2 separate regions of the Homo sapiens genome follow, and region 1 is linked to region 2. Evidence: chromatin loops called from intact Hi-C (ENCODE). Cell type or tissue: endothelial cell of umbilical vein. All regions are shown on one strand. Each heading gives the region's core, and the rest is flanking DNA. Links, peaks and the distances in the headings are about the cores only.

Region 1 (6,126 bases), core at 481-5,480, 280 kb before region 2:
AAATAGTGAAATGTCCTTCTTAGAAGAAAATATTGAATATTTCAATATCAATGCTTTGAATATTTTAGTGTTGAAAACACTGAAAAATATCCCTTTAAAACTAGAATAAAACACAAGAATTAGTAGGTCTACATTCCCGTCATGCCTCTGATCCACACAATTTCATGGTTAGTAGTTTCATTGCCTGTTTTCAAAAAAGTGCAGGGGGCATAAAATGAACCCCAAATCTCTTAAGATTCTAAAATGTTCCAGAGCTGTACCTATGTTATCTTTGAGGAAGAGCATAGAGAATACCATATCCAATGCCTATTTTGTTTCATTGATTGGTAGTAAAATAGAAATATAGTATAATGGCATTTTCCTGACTTCTGAACTCTTTATGTTTTTTTTTTCTTCCCTCTACAGCATCTATGAAAGGCAAGGAGGCATTTTTACCTACATCTGTGAATTTTATTACATGGAGAAAATTATTTACAAATGCAGAATTATATTTTTCTCAGTTTTGCTATTACATTCATTTTTCTCTGTGATTCCAAAGGGAGTCGAATAATTCAGAGGCATGAAGTGTTTTACAGTAATTTTTATTGAGCTCCAACACAATAAAAGTCTAAGAAAGTTGTTCGGGAGAGTATGCCAGTAGGGCCTAATGGAGTTGTATTTCCATTTTTCCACTAGAGGGAAATTATATCATTATATTATACCATGGAGGCCAAATATTTGCTAAATAAAACACGTTGAAATGAATATTAAAAGCAGCGTAGGTAAACACCTCACTCCAGGGACTAGTCAGTTCACAAAAGAAGCAGTGTAATCATTTTAGAGTAATTCAGATTAGTTATTACTTCTCTGCTCAAACTCTTCTACCAGCTGCCTGTCACACGTAGAATAAAATCTAGACCCCAGATATGGTTCACAGGCTGTCCATGAACCACGAAGGGCCCCTGCTGTTTCTTCCATCATATCTCATGCTTCTCCCTTCCTGCTCTCTGTACTGCAATCACAGCCTTCTGACTTCTGTTCCAGTGCACCAGATATGCTCCTGTGATGGGAGTTTTGCAGTGCCTATGCCTTTCACGTGGGAATGCTCAGTCCCCACTATGTTGTTCTGCACCCCCAATTCATTCAGATCTGTGCTCAATATCTCCTCCTCAGAGCAGCCTTCTCTCACGATTGATCTAAAAGAGCAGCCCTCATCCCTGTGTTCTGTCTGCTTTCTTGCATTTCTTGTCTCTTAGCAATATGTGACATTATATTCTATATTTGTTTACTAATGGACTGACTACCCATGAGAGTAGCAGCTTTGTCTCTTTTGATAGCATAATGCCTTAAACTGTATCGCTTTAGAAACATTCAGATATTTATTGAATGGATGCATTTATTGAATGAGTAAATGAATTACTATACCTAACCCACATTCTTGTTTCAGTCATATCCTGGTAGGATCAGTACAGATTTGACGAGTGAACAGAGTATAGAAACCTAAGGAGAAGTGCCTTTTTTTTTTCAAATGTACTTGGCAACTTTGGAATTTTCTTCTCTGTAGTTATGGTTGATAGTAATTGACTTCTTGTTAGTTTTAAGACATTTAAAACATGAAAGCTCCCTTTTCCTCACAAAGGCAAAGAGCCAACTGGGCTTTTTTTAAAATTAATGCACATTTTAGCACTTACTAACTGGAAATAGATGAAGTGTGGGTCATACAATATGCCGTCAGCTGAGTCCTAACAACAACCAAAACCTTTTCTGAGAAGGTCTGATTTCTATTTTGGATATCAGTAGGGTATCCTCTTATACAAACTTACTTGTGTATCCACTCTCAGTAGTAATGGTAGGCAAAGTGCTGACTCAGCAGTGTTGTGCTACACGGCAGAAATGTTGGGTGTTTTTATATCTAGTTCTAGGTCGGTCCTTTGACACCTAGCCAGAGCCTTATAGAAAGAAATTTTGAGGAATCATTTCCTCATGAATTTGCTGTATTTCATCAGTTTTATGGGAGAGAAAGATGACTGTTATGTAGACTTTCTAGGAATCTTCATCATACTGGTAATAATCTTTTACATGGGCTAAAAATAGATGAGAGTACATTTTAAAACATAAAATTCCATTTTAATTAAACACTCTATCCATCCTAGTGTTCTTTTTTAAAACATATAAGCGATATCAAAACTATTTATGTATATAGTTTTACTATGTCAGTTTGTTCCCTCCTTTTCTTTAATTATTCACATTTTTGTTCTTTTCAGATGAATTAAACAAAAATTATTTTACCCCCTAAAATTATTTCATATATCAGAGGTTAGCAAACTTTTTTTGTTAAGGGCAAGAAAGTAAATACTTTTGGCTTTGTGAGCTGTGTGGTTTCTTTTGCAGCTTCTCAACTCTGCCATTGTTGCATAGAAAATACGTAAATGAATGAGTGTGGCTGTGTTCCAGTAAAACTTTTTCAAAAACAAAAAGCAGACCAGATTTGGTAGTTTGCCAACCCCTGTTAAATATAACTGTACTCTGTATTTTTTAGGGAAAAAGATTGTCTATTTCTTGAGGGTGGAAGCTGTCCTATGGTAGAGAATGAAGCTGTAGTTAACTAATTGTAGTTAAACTAATTAAAATAAAATTACATAATAATTGATCTAATAGGAAGTTAAGAATTTTAAGTGGAAGACATTATGTCTTGTGCATATCCACAACATAAATTTCATTTTATTTTAGATAGTAGAAACAACACAAAACAAAACAAAAACAAAATAAACATTCCCTTCCTGATTATTTTGGTTTATTTTATTCGGTATGACTAATCATATTTCCCCTTTGGCCCTGACAGAAGTAGGATCTAACCAGGGACTAAGAGCTAAGTTTTGACCTCTGTTACAGTAGCCATAATTGGCCTAGGTTTTCCTGTACCATTATCTCTCTTGCCTTTATCGACTTAATTCTTTTTTGAAAGTAGGTGGAAAACAGATATGAAAATATCATCTGTTAATAACTTTTAAGCCACTTTTTAAAGACAAGAGGCATAGAGTGGATGAGAAGAAAATAATGAAAGTAGCTTTGGATCAGAGTAATGTAAGCAAAGACATCATGGTGAGACTTTCTGGCATATTGGGCTGAGTTAGTATTGCAAAGCAGCAACAACATCAAAAGCACATTATCACTCACAGGATGACCAGTTGCATCAGTAGAAATTAATTTGAATTTCCTAATTCCTTAATAGCATAAATAAATAACAAGAGTTTCAGTTGGCATTGGGGTCACTATTCTTTTTTTTTTTTTTTTTTTTTTTTTTTTTTTTGAGACAGAGTCTGGCTCTGTCGCCCAGGCTGGAGTGCAGTGGCATGATCTCAGCTCACTGCAACCTCCCCCTCCCTGGTTCAAGCGATTTTCCAGCCTTAGCCTCCTGAGTAGCTGGGATTACAGGTGCACACCACCACACTGGGCTAATTTTTGTATTTTTAGTAGATACGGGGTTTCACCATGTTGGTCAGACTGGTCTCGAACTCCTGACCTCATGATCCACCTGCCTGGGCCTCCCAAAGTGCTGGATTTACAGGCGTGAGCCACCGCACCTGGCTGGGGTCACTATTCTTGAGGAGCTACTTATACGGTTTATTAGTGGCACAATTTAGTTTAACTAGTACTACTTGCCATAATAATAATGATAATTATATTTTTAAGGTGAAAATCACTACTTTGTATGCTCATATAAATTATTATATTGCACTAATTATTTTATCTATACTAATAATGATTTACTAATTAATAGGATAATTCTTATATATTGGGAAAAGGTATTTAAACAAAAAAATTATTAGTATTTTAAAGTATACCATCTAGAACAAGCCATCTTTAAAATTTTTGGCTTTTATGTATATTTGATTACAAAGTTACTCTCATACATATATAGTTACATATTTATATTATTTTATTTGCTGCAAATAACATTTTCTAATTTTGATTTGCTTTTCTTTCAGTTGTTTTACAGGTTTGCAGCCTGGTCCTTTACCCAATCAAGTTCATTGAAACTGTGAGCTTGAAAATTTACCATGAGTTCAACTGGGGTTATGGCCTGGCCTGGGGTGCAACTATATTTTCGTTTGGGGGTGCCATCCTTTATTGCCTGAACCCTAAGAACTATGAAGACTACTACTAGAACCAATAGTCTCAAAGTAAAAACAACCACCACCATCCAACAAAAGGATTACGTCTGCATCTTTTCTAACTTACTATTTTCTAAAACACTTGTGGAGCATCAAGCAGTTTGCTCAGTTGATTTAATCTTTTTTGCCTTTTGGCTGTCAACATCATAACCAGCTTTTACATCCATTTTAGAAATCTGCACAAATTAAGAGAGCTGATTAGACATAGGCAAATGCTGCAAACTTCCAATATGTTCATATCGTTTTTCTTGACAAATGAAGGGTCTATATGACAGCAACCATTGTGAGAAACTAGTTGGAATGAGATTTGCCTCAATCTCCTATTGCCTGCAGGGGAGCAGTTGGCATAAGCAACATTTAGAAGTTCCTTTGCGCTGACAAGGATTCCACTGTTAGAGCCCTTACCGCCTGCTTATCCTACCCAATGACTACATTGGCTGTTGGTTATTTGCTTGAGTGAGCCCTTGAAAAATGAACTGCCCTTCAGCATCTAATGGGAGTTGTGAATGTAACTGGTTAATGATACACATTCCACCTTCAGGAACACTCTTTTTAATGGGAGGTTATGCTTTGGCAATCAGCGTCTCCCTGGGAAGAGAGTCAAGACTTGGAGACATGTGCTTCTCATTATGTGGTTAGAAATTGGTGCCTCAGCCCTATCTAGACTGGGGAAAAATTGAGGATCTCTGTTTTTCCTGGGGCAAACAGAAAGAAATCTGCATGAGTTGCTTTTGTACCCTTTAAATCATTTGCCAAACATTGCAGCAAACAAGTGTGCGTATGTAACAAGCTTCACTGTTTTTATAGAAGGTGAACCATTAGTATAAATGGTAATAAGTTGTTCCCTAACCCTCCACATACATTTGCCTATCACACGTAAAATTAATATTTACTCTAGTGAAGTGGTTTGAGCACTAACCTTGTACACATTGTTAAGAGGCTTAGATTGGTATTCATACTTATTTACCATACAAAAGTATGGTACCTTAAAGCTTTTGCTCTATGTTCTTTACTGTTTCACTGGAAAGTGTCAATAGAGTTGCCTAAGAATAAAAATTGAAATGGTGTTAATCTGAAAATTAATGATTCTCTGTAAGCACTGTAGTTGAAAAGAGAGTAGCAATTAGGATGATCATTTTGTGTAAAATTCATTAAAATAGAAGGCTGCTATTTTTTGCAAGTATTTTAAATGTCTTCATTTTTTTAAGAAAGGAATAGCGATAGATTTATATAAATATCTAAATGTCTCAGTAGAGGAGTAGAATTCATCTGGTTATCACCTGGTCCTCTGAAGTTAACTGATGGGCTAACCGATTTGTGCACACACTTAGGATGGATTTATGTTAAGGGAATTACTTACTGACTGTTCAATGGAAGGAAGTATTAATAATAGGGAATAAGTTTGCAACTAATCTCATGCTGCAAACTTGTGTTAATTCTGTTTAATATACAAATTTGGATAGCTTAATTATAAACATATTTTTATATCAAATATACAGTTCTAATATAAAAGTTATAAATAATTATTTTTGTTAACAAAGACACTAAAACAGTATGTTCTGGTTTTGGCCCTCTTGCAGAAAGAAGCATTAGAAAAATTACTTTAAAAGTAGCTATATGTTACTGTATTGCAAAATCTGTTAAGAGCAGGACCACATCGATAGTATTTAATAATTTGTTTTACCTCCCAAAACACAGTTCTTCTTTCAGCTTGTCTTAAGAATGGTTGCCAAAAACAACAGCCAAAAAAAAAAAACCTATTTTATTATCCAAATGCTAGAAAACACACATGAATTTTCTATAAAATCACGAATATGAAGTACCAGGTTTAGTCTTACTTTAGCAATGATAGACAAAAGCGAATAAATACATCACAGACAGAAACCTTTATAAAAATATATGATTCTATAAAGAATCATTAGAAATTATGAGTGGAAATTCTCCAGAAAGATAGTATTATAGAGTCTTTTGA
Region 2 (6,126 bases), core at 423-5,422:
ACTCAATATTAACCATCAGACTCTTCAAACATCTTTGAAAGCTTATTGTATATAGAATAAAAGAAAATGTGCAAGTCCTTCCTAATGTCATTCTGATTCTCCCAATATTACTGCATTTTCATCGTTCACGTCTCAGCTTAAACGTCATTTCCATGGAGAGACCTTCCTGACCAGCTCATCTAAAATAAAATTTTGCTTGCTATGCTCTATCACAGATCTCTACCCCTTCCTCCAATAAAAAAAAAATGTGTGTATACTAAGAATGGATCAATCTGTGTTTTACTATTCAGTTCCTGAAACATAGTGGATATTAAATAAACACGTTCTGGGTAGATAAATAAATGGGGGAAGAGAGGAAGAAAAGAAGGAAAGAAAAAAGGAAGGTGCTTCTGAGGATATGCATGCCTACATCTCCCTGATATGACACCATTGCTTCCAGGCCTTTGTTCCCATTGTAGGCTGTGGTTGCAATGTCCTACCCTTTATGCCCTAGCTCATATCAAATTCCTATGCAAGATCTATATTCTTCAAGTCCTATATTAAATATAGTTTTCATCAAGATGGCCTATAAAACTCCTGTTTGCATAAGTACTTGCCATTTTTCATCTTCCTAACTTTTAAATCTCCTTTTAGATCTTTATAATAAAGAAATGTATGCACTTTCCTTCTACTTGATGGGAAACTCCAGTAATGCAAAAACACTCCATTACCCAGGCTGGAGTGCATTAACATGAACATAGCTCACTGCAGCCTCAAACTCCTGGTCTCAAATGATGCTTCCACCTCAGCCTCCTGAGTAGCAAGGACTACAGGCATGTGCCACCAAGGTTGGCTAATTTTTTAATTATTTTTGTAGATTTAGACTCTCCATATGTAGCCTAGGCTGGTCTCAAACTCCTGGCCTCAAGAGATCCTCCGCCGTTAACCTCCCAAAGCACTGGGATTACAGATGTGAGCCACTGCACCTGACCCCAGGTATTTTTCTTTGCCCTCCATAATGCCTAATAGCAAATGTTACATACAGTAGAAACTTAATAAATATTTGATTGGTTGAACTTAGTACTCCTACATATTTAAAACTTTCGGAGCTATTGAATTGGATTCTGATCTCCTCCACTCATGAGCTATGTGACCATGCGCAAGTTATTTAACCTCTCTTAGCCTCAGTTCCCTTATTTGCAAATGGTAATAATAACTAAATTAATGTGTTGTGGTAAAGATAAGATGATATTTTTGTAAAACAAAGTAAACAAAATATTATTTGTAAAAGTATCTCCTGTTTAACATTAGGAATCCATTCATGATCATAAGACAATTTGTATCAAAATATTAACCAGGAAATTGAGGAACACAGATGTGCTTAGGGCGGTGAAACTACTGTGTATGATACTATAATGATGCCGTTAAACTAAGTTTGGCCTAAAGCTGACTTCATACTTTGAATCCCTACATAGCAAACTACACCCTAACTTAGTATGTAAACATACTTCAACCTATCTTAAGAATATATTCTTGTAACAAATAGCTGAGTCTCAGCCAATGACAGCAGCTGAGCTTCAGCCAATCACAGGTGGTCAATTGATCAGGCTGTGTACATGTAAGGCAAATACCCAGCTAAAATCAATCAAATTCTCTGTACATCTCTTTCACCCTCTCCTCTCCTCCCCTTCCCTCCCCTTCCCTTCCCTCCCCTCCCCTCCCCTTCCCTTCCCTCCCCTTCTCTCCCCTTCTCTTTCATACTGCCTGCCCACATTGCTCAGTGGAGCTTTCTGAATCTTTACTGGTTCTGAGGGCTGTCCAATTCTGGAATTATTCTTTGCTCAGTTAAATGCAGCTAAATTTGTCTCAAATTTTTCTTTCACAGTGGCTTCATGTTATTATACATTTGTCCAAACCCATATTGTTGACAACACCAAAAGTAAACCATAATGTAAACTATGGCATCTGGACTATGGAGTCATATTGTTTATACTAATGTGTCAATGTGAGTTCATCAATTGTATCAAATGTACCAAATAGGGGAGGCTATGCATGTGTGGGAGCAGGGGACATATGGGAAAACTCTATACTGTCTATCAATTTTGCTGTGAACCTAAAATAGTTCTGAAATATAAAGTATATTTAACATATTAACCAAGAAGCTATTTCTTACTATTTTATCTTGTAAAATGTTAGTTAATGTTTTGCCAACAACCCCAACAAATATCCTGAAATGGAATAAAACAAATGTTTTAAAAACCTATTATGTTTCTGTGTATATATTTTAAAACAACATTTCCCAATCACCTAACAATCTATTAACAAATTTAATGTTAACAAAAATCCTTTGTTTGCAGTAACATGACTTCTCTCAACCCCAGTAATATCAGAGTTTCACATTCCTTTCTAAGACACATTGCAGGCTTTTCAAAATATTTACACAAGATTCGGAAGTCTTACCAAATGTTGTTGGAATGTAATCAAGATTTTCCCCAACCATTGTGTTATGAAAATTATCTTGAGTTTAGAGATACAAGTATGTTTTATTTCTGCAAAATTGTTGACTGGGGAACATATGATTGAAAAATAATTATATTCTCTGTAGCGTCGTTTTTAAAATCAAGAGCTCTTCTAACAAAGAAACAATAAACAGGAGACATTTTTGGAGGGTGTATCTTCATATAGATGTTGCTAATCACAGTATGGCTTCTAACAAACTTTTTTTATTTTTATTTTTTATTTATTTTTATTTTTTACTTTTTTTGAGACAGAGTCTCACTCTGTCACCAGGCTGGAGTGCAGTGGCACGATCTCAGCTCACTGCAACCTCTGCCTCCCAGGTTCAAATGATTCTCCTGCCTCAGCCTCCTGAGTAACTGGGATTACAGGTGCATGCCACTGCACCCGGCTAATTTTTTGTATTCTTAGTAGAGACGGGGTTTCACCACATTGGCCAGGATGGTCTCGATCTCTTGACCTCATGATCCGCCCACCTTGGCCTCCCAAAGTGCTGGGATTACAGACGTGAGCCACCGTGCCCAGCCAACAAACTTTAATTTCTAATTTCCTTCTGTCTCCAATCAAAGTGATTGTAAACAAAAGATTATGTTTAACTTAATTGTCACTTGTCAAGTTTAATTAAAACACTCACCTTTTTATTTTTAAAGAATTTTATTCAATTATGCAAAATAAATCTAAGGCTTATACTGATGATATATTTTCCAGCTCACCTATCTCACTTGCATTTCCACATATCGTGAGTTATTCCTTCTTCTCTTAGGGTTTTCCAAGGCATCTGGATGTTTCCTAGTTCATAGTCATATCCATATGCACATTTGTCTGGTTTCTTTGTAAGTTTTTATTAGAGGAGTTTAGAATAATTTTAGAGCAACATAGAAAATGACTATAGGCAAACTTTATTCCTACTGTAGACCCACTCTTCACACACACAAAAATATATTCATAGACTGTAAGGTAATCAGATATGACCTGGTCTTTGGGAAATAGATAAGCTGGAAACATAAAGAATGGAAATCGACAGGGCTTGGTGGCTCACAGCTGTAATCCCAGCCCTTTGGGAGGCCGAGACAGGCAGATCACAAGATCAGGAGTTCAAGAGCAGTCTGGCCAACATAGTGAATGAAACCCCGTCTCTACTAAAAGTAGAAAAAATTAGCTGGGTGTGGTGCTGTGCGCCTGTAATCCCAGCTACTTGGGAGGCTGAGGCAGGAGAATCGCCTGAACCCGGGAGGCGGAGGTTGCAGTGAGCCAAGATTGCGCCATTGCACTCCAGCTTGGGCAACAGTGCGAGACTCCATCTCAAAAAAAAAAAAAAAGAAAAAAAAAGGAAATCATGTAACTAATTCAGTTGGGGATGACAGGGGCAGATCAAAACTCTTCTATTGTAAAAAAAAAAAAAAAAAAGGTAAATGTCTTACTTGAGAAAGAAATTTCTTTAAAGTGTTTAGCTATGCTAGGGATCATCTGTTTATCATTACATTAGGCATGTACTGCATGGAATTAGTACCTGTGTCTTGCTATAAAACAAAATTATGGTAGAAAGAATATTCCACTTATCTAGTTATCATATAGCTGAGGATAGAGCAGTCAAATGCTATTTGTAATTTTTGTATGTGAGTCAGCAAAGCTGTCTTTGACATAAACATCAATTTTCTCTGATTTAAAGACAATACTTTAATAGATAATTCTGGTTGGAAGAACTGATTGATATCTGACAGGAAGTCCTCCTCATATTGAAAAATGCCTAGGAGGAGAGACAGGAGGTGGAGGTGGGACTGACAGTAATCATCAGTAAATTTCAAAACTCAAATGAAAATCTTGTTGACAGCAGGGTATTCAGCACATAAAGTAGTTTTACTACTGACACTATTTTCTAAGGTTCAGTATATATCTATCTTTATATCAAATATCTGTGCAAAGACAGTGTAGTGCTGGGGAATGAAATTGAACTGGGAATCAGTACATGTGGATTATTTTCCCACTGGGTTCTTAGTACCGATTCTCTCTTGGAGTGTTAGAGCTCTGGGAATAAAATTCTTTGTCTCCAAGTTACCTGCTAGGATCTTTTGAATTCTAAATTTTTTGAAACTCTGATCCCATTTTATCATTGTAGTAATACTGTATACAGGAAGATAGCAAGCTAAATTAATAGATATATGGATGGGTGAGTGGAAAGATGGGTGGATATATATATGTATGAACACACACACATATATGTTTGCACACATACAGAATTTATGCACATATATGTGTATGTGTGTACATATATGAATATATATGTGTGTATATACACACACATAGTTATTTACACACATATATTTTTATATAAAGTCACATCACAAATTCTCCTGGTCACAATTTTCCTTTCACAAATGTGAAACATTTGGGCTTGCAAAAATGACAATACATCACTTATCGCCTATTATTGAAGAGGTAAGACAAGTGGGACTTGAGACAGATCTTTCAGTTATGAAAAATACTAATAAAGTAATTCATGAATATTTATATATATATTTTGAAAACAATTTCTAGTGGCTTTAAGTTATAAAAGGTGAACAAAGACAGTATCATAAATGCATCCATAGCTAATTTTAATATTATTGAAAATTTACTGGGAAGTGCTAACTGCTAATGAGGATTCTGTTCTTGCCAAAATAACTTCCACTTTTGATGCACGGTATGGTGTGCACACTATTTGTAGAAACATATTTTTTCTAGCAAATAGCTTAATAAAAATAAAACATATAAAAACCAAACAATGAAACACACATTTTACTTCTTTAATTAACATATTTAGGCTTGTGAAACACTTAAGACCTCCTAGTAATCAATTTTACAGAGAATTTTATTAAAGATATATTATTATACAATGATTGTAGGGAGACATTTAGATCTGCCTTCTGGACGGTTTAAGTATATTTCTGTGGATCAGTTGGCTTTATTTGAGTGGAAAGGACCCAATCAGTGAAAGTTTCAAATAATCAACTATCTACTTACTCATAGGAATTTAGAAATAAATAAGAGTTTAGATGGGGAATCTTTATTAAAGAGTTAAAACTGAAAATGACCATATTATCATATAACTTTAAAGTTAGAAAAAGCTTCATTTATTTTTCAAATGTGAAAAACAGTAATTGAGTAGCTTGGTGAGCTTTTAAAAGTCTCAAGTCGGCCAGGTGCGGTGGCTCACTGCTGTAATCCCAGCACTTTGGGAGGCCAAGGGGGGTTGGATCACCTGAGGTCAGGAGTTCAAGACCAGCCTGCCAACATGGCAAAACTCCTTCTCAACTCAAAATACAAAAAAAAATTAGCTGGGCGTGGTGGCAGGTGCCTGTAATCTCAGCTACTTTGGGAGGCTGAGGCAGGAGAATCACTTGAATCTGGGAGGCGGAGGTTGCAGTGAGCCAAGATCGCGCCATTGCACTCCAGCCTGGGCGACAAGAGCGAAACTCTGTCAAAAAAAAAAAAGTCTCAAGTCTAGAGATTGACAAAAATACGACTTTAAAGGCATGCTTCTGGGACCACTGCAGTTTCAATCTTCCTATGTTTTTCCTCAACATTGGTTAAATTGAAACACACACACAAATGAGAACATCATTGCACATGCAGGCACACACACCAAACAAC

What was found. Peaks named below come from ENCODE experiments on the same cell type or tissue, not always from the same donor. Only the 100,000 strongest peaks of a DNase experiment are listed, where the experiment ranks them.
Region 1: a loop joins it to region 2, with 21 times the contacts of the local background. A loop is called at or near these places in 5 of 110 quality-filtered maps.

What each region holds. Positions count from the first base shown.
Region 1 is chrX:34,628,334-34,634,459 of GRCh38, reverse strand. TMEM47 (transmembrane protein 47) reads left to right here. Exons shown (of 3, transcript NM_031442.4): 3 at 3,969-6,126. The coding sequence ends at 4,147. Among named protein-coding and RNA genes, the nearest start is that of TMEM47, 26 kb to the left of the region's middle. In endothelial cell of umbilical vein, for the core only: no CTCF peak of the experiment used is centred there; a DNase peak (open chromatin) is centred at 2,449; H3K27ac peaks cover 771 bases.
Region 2 is chrX:34,347,037-34,353,162 of GRCh38, reverse strand. No RefSeq gene overlaps it. Among named protein-coding and RNA genes, the nearest start is that of FAM47A, 220 kb to the right of the region's middle. In endothelial cell of umbilical vein, for the core only: no CTCF peak of the experiment used is centred there; a DNase peak (open chromatin) is centred at 2,452; H3K27ac peaks cover 706 bases.